Linked DNA regions of Homo sapiens: region 1 is linked to region 2. Evidence: chromatin contacts called from ENCODE Hi-C or POLR2A ChIA-PET data. All regions are on one chromosome and are shown on one strand. Each heading gives the region's core, a stretch centred on a gene start or an enhancer-like site at or near the end of the contact. The rest is flanking DNA. Distances are from core to core; before and after follow the strand shown.

Evidence for each region. Hi-C counts contacts between places; a loop is a spot of excess contacts on that map. ChIA-PET counts read pairs that join two places held with the same protein, here RNA polymerase II (POLR2A). Pooled maps may share reads with other maps.
Region 1: a map of endothelial cell of umbilical vein shows a loop between it and region 2 (8-fold over the local background). The contact joins two enhancer-like sites. A Hi-C loop is called at or near these places in 3 of 168 maps with a recorded cell type or tissue (PC-9, endothelial cell of umbilical vein and sigmoid colon) and 6 of 50 pooled maps. POLR2A ChIA-PET finds 5 or more read pairs at or near these places in 2 of 52 experiments (both activated CD4-positive, alpha-beta T cell).

What each region holds. Positions count from the first base shown.
Region 1 is chr5:32,230,861-32,236,567 of GRCh38, forward strand. MTMR12 (myotubularin related protein 12) reads right to left here. Exons shown (of 16, transcript NM_001040446.3): 14 at 4,102-4,269; 15 at 2,913-3,074. It also overlaps the pseudogene RNU6-1079P. Among named protein-coding and RNA genes, the nearest start is that of GOLPH3, 59 kb to the left of the region's middle. RefSeq lists enhancers at 774-1,319, 1,320-1,864, 2,718-3,189. Within about 2 kb of position 1,276, at least 22 of the 41 ENCODE cell types and tissues checked have a DNase peak (open chromatin) inside an H3K27ac peak, as active enhancers do.
Region 2 is chr5:32,096,138-32,102,112 of GRCh38, forward strand. PDZD2 (PDZ domain containing 2) reads left to right here. Exons shown (of 25, transcript NM_178140.4): 22 at 1,142-1,243; 23 at 2,227-2,497; 24 at 4,968-5,102. LOC105374711 (a long non-coding RNA gene) reads right to left here. Exons shown (of 4, transcript XR_007058716.1): 3 at 2,174-5,975; 4 at 1-1,708. Among named protein-coding and RNA genes, the nearest start is that of GOLPH3, 75 kb to the right of the region's middle. RefSeq lists an enhancer at 1,567-2,766. Within about 2 kb of position 2,359, at least 7 of the 41 ENCODE cell types and tissues checked have a DNase peak (open chromatin) inside an H3K27ac peak, as active enhancers do.

The DNA.
Region 1 (5,707 bases), core at 26-2,525, 130 kb after region 2:
AGCAGCTTATCAGGCATCCAGTGGGAGTTTAAGCCGAAGTCATAAAGATTCTTTTAGATACAGAAAACAGGCAGGTGAGAGCAAAGAAATGTGATGAGCCAGCTAAGCTGACCAGACTTGTCTGGCAACCTGCATGGAGTAGAAAATGGGAGAGCATTTTCACATTTTCATATTTCCCCCCTTGGTCATTCTCTCTGTGGCCAGAGCAGAGTATTATATTTGGGGGTGCACTGAGAAAGGGTTTTGAGGCTGGGCGCAGTAGCTCATGCCTGTAATCCTAGCACTTTGGGAGACCGAGGCGGGCAGATCACCTGAGGCCAGGAGTTCAAGACCAACCTCAACCTGGCCAAAATGGCAAAACCCCATCTCCACTAAAAATAGAAAAAATTAGCAGGGTGTGGTGGTGGGCACCCGAGGCTGAGGGAGGAGAATTGCTTGAACCCAGGAGGCAGAGGCTGCAGTGAGCCGAGATCACGCCGTTGCACTCCAGCCTGGGCAATGACAGCAAAACTCTGGCTCGCAAAAAAAAAAAAAAAAAAAGGGTTGTAAAAGATGGATGTGGTCGGAAGGTCATGAGGGTTCCCCAGTGCCCAAAGCAGAAGTAAAAACATGTGGGGAGAAGCTGTTTGTCCAGCTCTTTTGCTACTGTTCATTTGAAGTAAGAAGAGATAACAACTTAATTTTCAGGTTCACTCTAAAACTCTCTAACATATTTCCATCAATGGTTCTTCCTTGTAAAAAGATATTCTTTATTGTAAAGAAAATTATTTCCTTATTATGAAATATGGAATAACAATAAAAATATTAAAAAGAAAACAAAACCATCCACAAGACCACAGCTCGGAGGTGACCAGGATTTGACTTTCCATCCAGGGTCAGGAAAGATGAAGGCCAGGATTCAGTGGCCTCTCTTTTTCTCCATCGTGAAGATGTGTCAGGCAGGGCAGGGACTACACTGAACCACCACCCAGTGCTTCCTGCCTGCTCGGTTCTGTGCTCAGTACTCACATTCACTGAGCACCTCATTCTCAAAGTCACTATTATTGCCCCACTTTACAAGCAAGGAAACTAAGGCACAGAGGTAAGCAATCTGCCGAAGGCACTGCTGCTCAGTGCCAAAGGTGGTTCAAATAGTCTGGCTCCAGAGCCTGGGCTCTCTACTGAGCTCTCCTTGGTCCTGGAAGCCCCCTTCTCTCTATCTCCTAAGCAAAGGGAGCACTCAAGACCAGCTGACATGCCAGCAGCTCTGCAGGCCAAAGCCTGGCCCGGGCCTGCGGCTGACACCGAGGCTGCACACTGGAATGGGTCCCCCCCACCGTGTGGCATTTGCACGGCAGCACCACATGCTGCTCAGCCCCTGCTTCCTCAGAGTCTCTGCAGAACTTCCCCCAGGCCACCAGGCCGCTCAACACATTGCTCCACCTGATATCTGGTCTTCTTACCCAAAGGCTTCAAGGTTTCTTGTCGCCCCCGTCCCAACTGTGATTTAGCTAGTGCAACCTGAAATTCTCCACCCCTTCAGCTCAGTCCTTTCCCACCTGCCAACTCCTGGAGCTTAGGCTGTCTGTCCCTATCTCCCAAGGAAAAGAGATGATTAGAAAAGCTAGGTCTGAGGAGAGAAATGAAATCCATTATTGGAAGGGGGAGCCTTAGGTTCCTCCCGTAACACAACAGACGTTGTCCTCGCTGTCTCTGAGGTCCCCTGCCACTCTGGCACAGGGCAGTTTCTCTGGTGCCAATCCAGCTCTCATGAGAATGTGCATGCAGCCACCAGGGGGCACAACACACTGAAGAAAAACCAATTTCTGGCCAAGCTGTTCTGGGGCTCAGGGCAATTCTGGTTAAACTGGCAGAAGAGGCTCAGCCAGAAAGGGGAAACTCCACCCTGGGCCTGCGGCCCCTAAAAGGGCAAAGTGGCCATTCTGAGTCGTTCAGCAGCCAACATCGTCTCTGCTGGCCGTGGCTCACCCAGGTCCCCAGTCCTCTTTAGAATGGAACCAACTCTGACACCAGAAAGGGCCAGGCTTTCTGAAGCCCTCCAGATCAGGCAGGATAAGGATGGCATGGAGAAGGCAGTGACACACATCGACTTAGACTTACCATCACTGCTCTCTCCTTTGTGGACTCTGTGGGGGAGAAATTCTGGGCCTGGAGACAGAGCTAGGAAATGTCAGTTAAATAATTCATCAGTTAGGGAACTTTGGGATTATCAACTAAAATGACTTTCTGACATTTGTGGCTCATAGCATAGGTCAGCAAACTGGCCACCCCTCCGGCCAAATCTGGCCTGGCGCCTGTTCTCGTAAACACTGGAACACAGCTATGCCTACTTGTTCACCTACTAAGGCTCCTTTTTTTTTTTTCAAGTAAAGGAATAAAGAATGGCTACTCCAAGGGCAGAGCAGACTAAGGCTTCTTTTGTACTACAACAGTAGAGGGGTAGTTGTGACAGAGACTTTGCAGCCCTTGACAGAGTTTTGCAACCTGTGGTTTACAGGCACAGCTCATTAAGAAAAGTCTTACTATTTATTATAATAAATGAACTGGTATCGGCCAAGTAAAACCCACACAATCAATGTTCCTTTTACTCTACTAACACACACACACACACAAACACACACACACACACACACACACAGGCAGGACAAGAGGCACGATTCCATGGAGTATGACCAGGGTGGCAGCATCCACAGTGACATCTGGCAAATGGCCCTGTTGTACCAGGGCAAAGGTGATTTGCTGAAAGCAAAGGATTCTAATGGCCCTTGACAATTTGACCATCACAAGTCTCAACTCTGCAGACTGCTTCGAGGGGTAGAAAATGCTGGCAGACAGAATCCGTAAGTACCTTTTATCATTACATGCACGGGGTCTGGGCAGCTGAAGGGGGTTTAGACATGTGGACATCTTACTTTGAAGCGCATTCCTTTCCGTTGGCCTTTGTCCAGTTTTGGCTTTTCCACATAAAGAGGGTTTTTGAGCAATGTCTGGGCTTTGGGTTCAAACTGCACCGACCAATCCCACACGGTGAGCAGATTCAAAGGCTTGCTTTGTGTATCCTGGCCTTCTCTACCCTGCCAAAACAAGCACAGGTCATGCTGTTTTCCAGGGAGGGCTGAGGAAGGCAAACACATACTTCTGGACACAGGCACCAGGAAGCATGCTCCTGCTCTGCCCTGAGAATGAATAATCATGGGCATTTAAGGCTGAGGCTACCTGTGGTTATTCACTACAAGCTTTTGGTGTGGGAGGAGGGCAAGAACAAGGACACTTCCTTTCCAGCAGTCTACACGCCAGCCGCTGTGCTGGGTGCTTCCACAGCCTCGCGAGGCAACTGTTGTTTTTCCAATTTTACATTTGAGGAAACCAAGGCTCAGAAAACTGAACTGCCCAAGGTCACAAAGCTGGTGAGTCACAAGGCTGAGCTCTGAAAGCAGGGCTGTTGCTCCTACTTCACTGGGGGATTTGGTAATCCTCCCAGCTCAAGCAAAGCCTGTAGCCCTCAGGAGGCTGCTCAGAAGCACTGAGATTATCTAATTGGGGGCACAGTCCAGGAAGGGCCAAAAGGGTTAAGATGGAAGGAAAAGGCTAGCTTCCCTGATCTGCTGGTCCCCATTCTCTTCACAGAGGAGTTCCAGGCATCAGGCAAAATCGGAGGACATCTGGTCTAACTGTCTTTCAAATGGACAGCTTTGAATTTTGCTTAATTCCCCAGCTTCAACACTTGCTTCCAGTTCCAATATTTACCATGTGACCACGAGTGAGTTACTTATCCTTTTTTTGCCTCAGCTTCCTCCAGGATAATAAAAATGCATATGCCATAGGGTGCTGTAAGGAGTAAGTATTAATACCTAAGAAGCTCTTAGACCAATGCTTGGTATGTAGTTAGTGTTCAATATCTTTTTTAAAATATGGAACGTCTCATGAGTTTGCATGTCATCCTCTCGCAGGGGCCATGCTAATCTTCTCTGTATTATTCCAACTTTGTTTAGTGTATGTGCTGCCAAGTGAGCACCATTTTATTTGTAGCATCAGTATTACTGCATCCTACTTGTGAGAAGAAGCCTCTTTAATACACAGGTTCCTAAGAGGGACTCTTACCATGTTAGTATCTTTTTGATGAGGTGAATTGAAGAAGAAGGTGCTAAAAATAGGTATATACAGGCTATCTGACAAAACAGTCAGGTAAGTCTCTGTGAATTCAAATGCCGGGGGATGCTGGTGCACCAGCTGCCAGACACAATCTAGGAAAAGCAGGAACACAGGAACCTGCATGAAAACAAGATACGTTACTTGGTGGGCAGAGCCCAGAGCAAGCCATCCTGAGTTCAGGGGGCAGCCACCTCAACAGCTGTGGAATAAGCACTTCTGAGGACTTCATTCTCTGGGAAACACAGAATACTCCATACCATCCCAAGTGAGAAATATGCTCAACTGAAATCACATGCTTGCGATTTACATGCCTATCTGTGTCAAAGACATTTCAAAGACGAAATATGTAAAAACCTCATTATGGATCAGTGTTACAGATGAGCATCTGCAATTGATTCTGATAATAGAAAACACTAACTTAGAACCCCAATTAAGCAAAATATTATCTCCTCCAAAAAAATTCCATTCTTCCATTAGTAGTACTGTATTACCAAACAATGTACTTAATTATGAGTGCTACTTTGAATTTTGTCAATGAAAAGTTACGGGGGGTGGGAGGGAACTTCTATTCCCCACCTGCCCACACACTAACTGACAGGGTTTGATCTTGGAGACCAACGTGGAAGGAGAAGCCTCCTGTCCACCCCGCAGTGAGGGCCCAGAAGACAACGGGGATGGGAGACAAGGGAGAAGCAGTGAAAGTGAGTTTCAAAATGTTTTCAAAATGCATCTTTACAAATCCACAAGCCTCATTTATTAGCTCCCAGAGGCGAGCCCTTGATGAGCAGGGAGAGTAGTTTCTAGTGTGCTTTATCATTTAGAAAGCGCTTATCCTCCCTGATTAACCAGTGATCCTGCCAGGGGGCTAAGAGAAGCTATGTTAGTCTCTCCCTTACAAAGGAGGAAAGGGAAGATTGGAGATGCCTGGAGGCCGGTCCCCAGGGTCTCACACAGGGCTCATGTTTCTTTTCAATTTTCCTTCAAAACTCCAATATGTCCATGTTGAGATGCTAAGAAACATTTGTACAGCAACTTTATTTCACACTTCATTTTATGCATAATATCATTAAATAGAGTGGAAAATATTTGAACTGCAATGTATAGGCAGGGCAATAGGCTCAGAAAATACAAGTGACTTCTCCAAGGGCTGGGTGAACAGCAGCAGATCAGGTCTCTTCTTAGACCTCAGACTCTTTCCCCATTAGACATGGTGCCTGCCAGTCCCCCTTTTCTCAAGATATACAAAAACATATGGGTAGGCGCAGTGGCTCATGTGTGTATTTCCAGCACTTTGAGAGGCTGAGGCAGATGGATCGCCTGAGCCCGGGAGTTTGAGACCAACCTGGGCAACATGGCAAAACCCATCTCTGCAAAAAATACAAAAATTAGCTAGGCATGGTAGTGTACACCTATAGTCCCAGCTACTCAGAAGGCTGAGGCAGGAGGATTGCTTGAGCCCAGGGGGTTGAAACTGCAGTAAGCCATGACTGTGCAACTGTATTCCAGCCTGGGCAACAGAGAGAGACCATGTCTCAAAAACAAAACAAGGCCAGGC
Region 2 (5,975 bases), core at 1,109-3,608:
GAAGCTGGACAAAGACCATTTACTGGGTCCCGTATTCCCATTTTTGTTTGGAAAGCTTAGTCAACCTCTTTCTCCCCATCAATCCGTGTGTGAGCATACATATGGTTGAAGGTGCCCATGAAGTCAACCTCCCAACTCCCCCAAAAGTTCTGCGGGACAGTCTAGGTTTTGGTTTGAGTGAACTTTGGGGGTTTTTTGAGACAGAGCCTCACTCCATCACCCAGGCTGGAGTGCAACTGGCATGATCTCCACTCACTGCAACCTCTGCCCGCTGGGTTCAAGCGATTCTCCTGCCTCAGCCTCCCAAGTAGCTGGAATTACAGGTGTCCGCCACCACGCCCGGCTAATTTTTGTATTTTTCAGTAGAGACGGGGTTTCGCCATGTTGACTAGGCTGGTCTCGAACTCCTGACCTCAGGTGATCCGCCCGCCTTGGCCTCCCAAAGCACTGGGATTACAGGCGTGAGCCACTGCGCCTAGCCATGCTATTTTTTTGGCATCAGTTAATTAATTGTACCTGAAATCCAATGATGGGGAGGGAGATGTAGAAAACATGGCCTTGATATGCTCTTATCCTGCCTCTTGCCACTGACGCTTATCTTTCTGCTGTTGCTAGGACTGGCTTTGCTAAATTGTAGACTTAAAGAATTACAGAATAAAGGATTCCCATCATGATCAAATTATGTACTATGATTTTTTTTTTTTTTTTTTTTTTTTGAGACAAGGTCTCACTCTGTCAACCAGGCTGAAGTGCAGTGGCGTGATCATGGCTCACTGCAGCCGTGACCTTCCGGGCTTAGGTAATCCTCCCACCTCAGCCTCTTGAGTAGCTGGGACTACAAGTGTGCAACACCACACCTGGCTGATTTTTGTAGAGACAGGGTTTTGCCACATTGCCCAGGCTGGACTCGAACTCTTGGGCTCAAGAGATCCGCCCCCTTGGCTTCCCAGAGTGTTGGGATTACAGGCGTGAGCCACCATGCCTGGCTGAGAGCCAAAGAACCTTTAGGGCCTGTGGTGAAAAGCCCCTCCAAGAGGACTGACATCAGAGCTTCCTTACTCCTGGCCCAAGGGGATATGTTTTTCTTTCTTAATTTTTTGCAGCTGTAGCTCAAAGGATAATTTTTGTTTGTTTTCACTAGAATGAAGAAGATGTTTGCTTCATAGTCTTGAATAGAAAAGAAGGCTCAGGTCTGGGATTCAGTGTGGCAGGAGGGACAGATGTGGAGCCAAAATCAATCACGGTAAGTGACAGAGTCATTAGGCTCTCAGGAAAATCCCCCCTCAAGCAGCCTCAGAATGTGATCAGGGCACAAATTCCAATCAGCGGGTTCAGAGATTGCTGGATTTCATTCCCAGCTACCAACATAAAAAGGGAGAAGTGGGAGAAGTAGTACGTAAGGTTTTCGTTGACAAAAGACAAGCATTTTTAACACAGAGCTGACATGTATAGGCCATTTCCAATCCCTATAAACACAATTCGCTATAGCCTTATAATTTACCTCCATATTTTAAGCAGTAGAAAACATTAGAATCAACTGGCCAAACTTGTGTTTATACAATTACTCCCGTCTCAAAAAGTCACTCAAAATTTTACATCATTCAAAAGCCTTCAGGACCATCCAGAGGGTCACCTTCACTGCACGAGCCCAGGCCTCATTCATCTTCGTATTCCCATTGCCTCCTGGATGCCAGGCCCATGTCAGACACTAAAAAGGAGTTAAAAAAAAATGTGTGGAGACACTGGCATTGACATTTGTGTTCCATCCCCCGCACTGAATGTATGTTTTTTTTTATAAAGCAAGTGTCTACCTTAGAAAGTTCCTTTACTACAAGACCCGGCACGGTGGCTCACGCCTGTAATCCCAGCACTTTGGGAGGTCGAGGCGGGTGGATCACCTGAGGTCAGGAGTTTGAGACCAGCATGGCCAACATGGTGAAACCCTGTCCGTCTCTCCTAACAATACAAAAATTAACTTGGCATAGTGGTGTGTGCCTATAATCCCAGCTACTCAGGAGGCTGAGGCAGGAGAATCGCTTGAACCCGGGAGGCTGAGATTGCACCACTGTACTCCAGCCTGGGTGACACAGCGAGACTCCCTCTCAAAAAATAAAAATAAAAAAGGAAGGTTCCTTTACTACAGATACGCAGTTAGTTACTATCTCCCTTTTACCGGAAATCGTAAGTGGATCTGGTTTTTGTTCCCTTTTCCTTTCCTCATCCCAGGTCCACAGGGTGTTTTCTCAGGGGGCGGCTTCTCAGGAAGGGACTATGAACCGAGGGGATTTCCTTCTGTCAGTCAACGGCGCCTCACTGGCTGGCTTAGCCCACGGGAATGTCCTGAAGGTTCTGCACCAGGCACAGCTGCACAAAGATGCCCTCGTGGTCATCAAGAAAGGGATGGATCAGCCCAGGCCCTCTGCCCGGCAGGAGCCTCCCACAGCCAATGGGAAGGGTTTGCTGTCCAGAAAGACCATCCCCCTGGAGCCTGGCATTGGTAAGATGATCATTTCAACAACCAGCAGGCTGTGAGCTACTGCAGAAAGAGGAGATTCTGGTTGAACATGAAGGAAAATAACAGCTAACTAACTTCTAGATCTGAAAAATTAAATGTAGCGAAGTCTAGTGTGTTTGGATGCTGCTTACAAAAGCAGTGTTACAAATAAATTAGAAAAAAATTAGAAAATTAGAAAAATCCCCCCAGTAGTTCAAGCTGTACTGTGGAAGATTTAAAATGACTGCAGAACAGTTTCCCTAAGTGTCCTAAGAAGGAATCTCTTACATTCACAGCCTCTTGTTAGGACTGGTAAGGAAAACAGGAAACTACGTGACGGGGCGAGCAGTGTTGAAGGAGAAATTCCAGAACTAAGATTTATCCTTGGGAAACAGCAAGGTTGTATTCTTTCCTGGTTTAGAAGAAAAGAAGGAAATGAGGGGGCAAGAGTATTTTGTGTCTGAAAACAGAAATTGCAGCCTTAGTCAACCAAGAAGAACTCACTGGAAGAGGTTTAGAAACAGATTTTCTACGTTCCGTCCATATTCAGAGCCTCAGAACCACGTGCAGCGTCTGTTTCTGCAGTGCGAGCTGTTTAATGCCCTGTTAAGTACTGCAGATGTCTGGAGTGCCGTGCATCTTGGCATTCAGGGGTGACGTCTTTTTTTATTCGAGAGGGCAAAGCAGAGGGTATGGGTTAGGCAGTGCCTTCTGGGAGGGGCCTTTTGTTCCTTCTCCACATCTCTCCCTGATAAGGGTAGCTGGATTCCTTTCTACAACTTGGCTTCCTTGTGGCCTGAGCTGTTTGTAGTCCTTGCTGAAAATGGCTCCGATTCCATTTAACAAATGAGAAACACTTCTTGTCCAGATGCCTCCATGGTCCCCAGTCTTCCTTCTGTGTCATTTCACTTTCCCTCTTCCAGAGGGCTGAGGCCCTCCTCAATACAGGGAAACACCTTGGTCATCAGATCTTGTCATGCTTGCCTTTGCCCCAAAACTGTCTCGACCACTTGGTGGACTTTCAGTGGGATCCTTGTAAACTGTCAAAGGAAACCACTTCATCCTCACAGCTGCCAGTTTTTAAGCCTCGTGAACTCAGATCTGGATGGTCCTTCTGTCATTTATAATCAATCACTCAGTATTCCTGCAGCAACTTCAGGGCCTCTGGTCTTGAAGCAGACCCTGCAGAGCAATCAATCAAACGCTGAGCGCCTGGAGGGCTTAACCTCGCTCAGTTTCCTGTTCTTCAGTCTCCCTAACCCAGGTCTACCCGGTCCTATGCAGTTATATTCCTTACCATACACTGACAGCGTCCAGCTGGGGGCCCGGTGCAGTAAGCTGCACAGTAGAGATGCTGGGACGCTTTTAAATTCCTGATGCCCAGGAAATTCCCAGCTTAATTAAATCAGAAATGCCGCAGTGGGGGCCAGACACCGTTTCACGTTCCCAGGTGACTCCAGTATGCAGCCAGACTCGAGCCACTGCAATAGACCCATTTTCCTGTTGAAAAATCATGCTCCCCCCAGTGTTAGTAAATGTCCTTCAGACCCTGTGGAGTGGCCTTCTTTAAACCACGACAATGGACTGGCCTTTATGTCCAAAGGAGACAATGCTAGCTTGGCTTCAGCCCTAGTGAACAGTGAACAGAGGAAGCAGGCAGTTTAATCCATCCGTGGTCCTTCCTCTGCCTCCCAATTAACTAAGTGTGCCTTTGCAGTCAACTCTGACGTCCTTGGCTGGTAGGCAGGCAAGGGAGGGAAGTACAAGGCAAGTTTACAATCCTGATTCAAACCAGCCCACTATCCCGAAACCAGCACACAGAGCCGGCATCACCATGGAAACACATTTCCTCACAGTGGAGCAAGATGCCAGTAGAGGCAGCGAGTGTGTTTGTGAAGACAGCCATAGCCAGGGGCAGGGTTTCCCTTTGCAGGAGCAGGAGTGGCAGGAGCGGGGAGGCAGGAAGCTCTCTGGGTTCCTGGGGGCTTTGGAGTCCATTCTAACAGTCTCACATGAGACTGGGCATTTTGGTGCTGCCAAGTCTTGGTACCAGAGGATGATCTGCTGCTGCCATTAGCAGCCAGGGTTGGCAGAAAATCAAATTTGGAGTCCCCAAGTGTGACTTCAGTCCTCACTGAGAAGTGCACAGCCGGTGTGGGGGGCTTAACAAGAGCACTTTGCTTTCTGGGGATTTCTGCTTGGGCATAAAAGCATTTGCCAATGCTTGCAGAAAACACAGAACAAAGGATGCAAGTACAGCAGCAACACAGCCAGGAGGGCAGCCCCAGAATTGGGAGGCCAACAGTGCTACTGGGCTCAAGTGCTGTTATAAGTAAGTAAGTGCCCCAGGGTAGATGGGACTTGAGTGTGCCAGAAGTACATGGGGCTGGAGGCGATGCATCCTGGGGGACTTGGACATGTGGCATGATGAACAACCCTGTCATTTTCATCTTGGTGCACGCTGCGGCTGCAGGGAGAAGTGTGGCTGTACACGATGCTCTGTGTGTTGAAGTGCTGAAGACCTCGGCTGGGCTGGGACTGAGTCTGGATGGGGGAAAATCATCGGTGACGGGAGATGGGCCCTTGGTCATTAAAAGAGTGTACAAAGGTAATGTTCTAGACAACTCAGTCAGCCTTCTCTCACCTGTCATTTTTCCATGGATGTCTCAATGAAAAAAATGCCTTCCATTTAGAAATCAAAAAACCTAAACTGTTTTTAATGCTTTGTGACATACAAGGTTTATTCTGTATGGACATGTATTAACTCATGCCATCCACGTGGCAACTCTATTGGGTGGGTGTCATCATTATCCCTATTTTACAAAAGGAGAAACTGAGGCACGTAGGGTCACACAGCTGTAAGTGGCAGAACCAGGCTCCAGCCCAGGCAGTCTGGCCCCAGAGCATCTGTCCCTGACCCCTGTACTGCAGCAGTTCCTTACTCCGGGCCCCTCTCTCTGATGTGAACACACCACACTAAGTAACATCACTAGACTTGCCAGTCAGGAGTACTTAATACTGGCCAAGATCTCATTGACTTAAAATACTACACTTGTAAATGCTAGACTGCAAGAAAGGAATACAGTCCAAGCATAGCCTTTGTGGGAAAAAAAAGATGGGGGATAGATATTATTGAAATGCTTGGTAAATATCCATCTCTTTATCAACTTGCATAATTCATTTTTTGGTCTTGGGCGGTTTTTCAAAATCTTATATTAACTCATAATTGTACTAATAATATTAACAGTATAATTGTATGAACAATATTGATATGTAATTATACTTGCAAATAGATCAGAAACCCATTTAAAGTTACAGTATGTAACAGAGTAAGTAGGTCAGCAAATAACAAGGTCAATTCTTCTTAGCTAAGGATTGTTGTTTCTTTAAATGACCATCTAGTTAATGACCTTGAGATATTTCTACAATTGCATAGTAATCCCAAAACCTCTCTCCACTCTTGACCTATAGTGTTAATAGG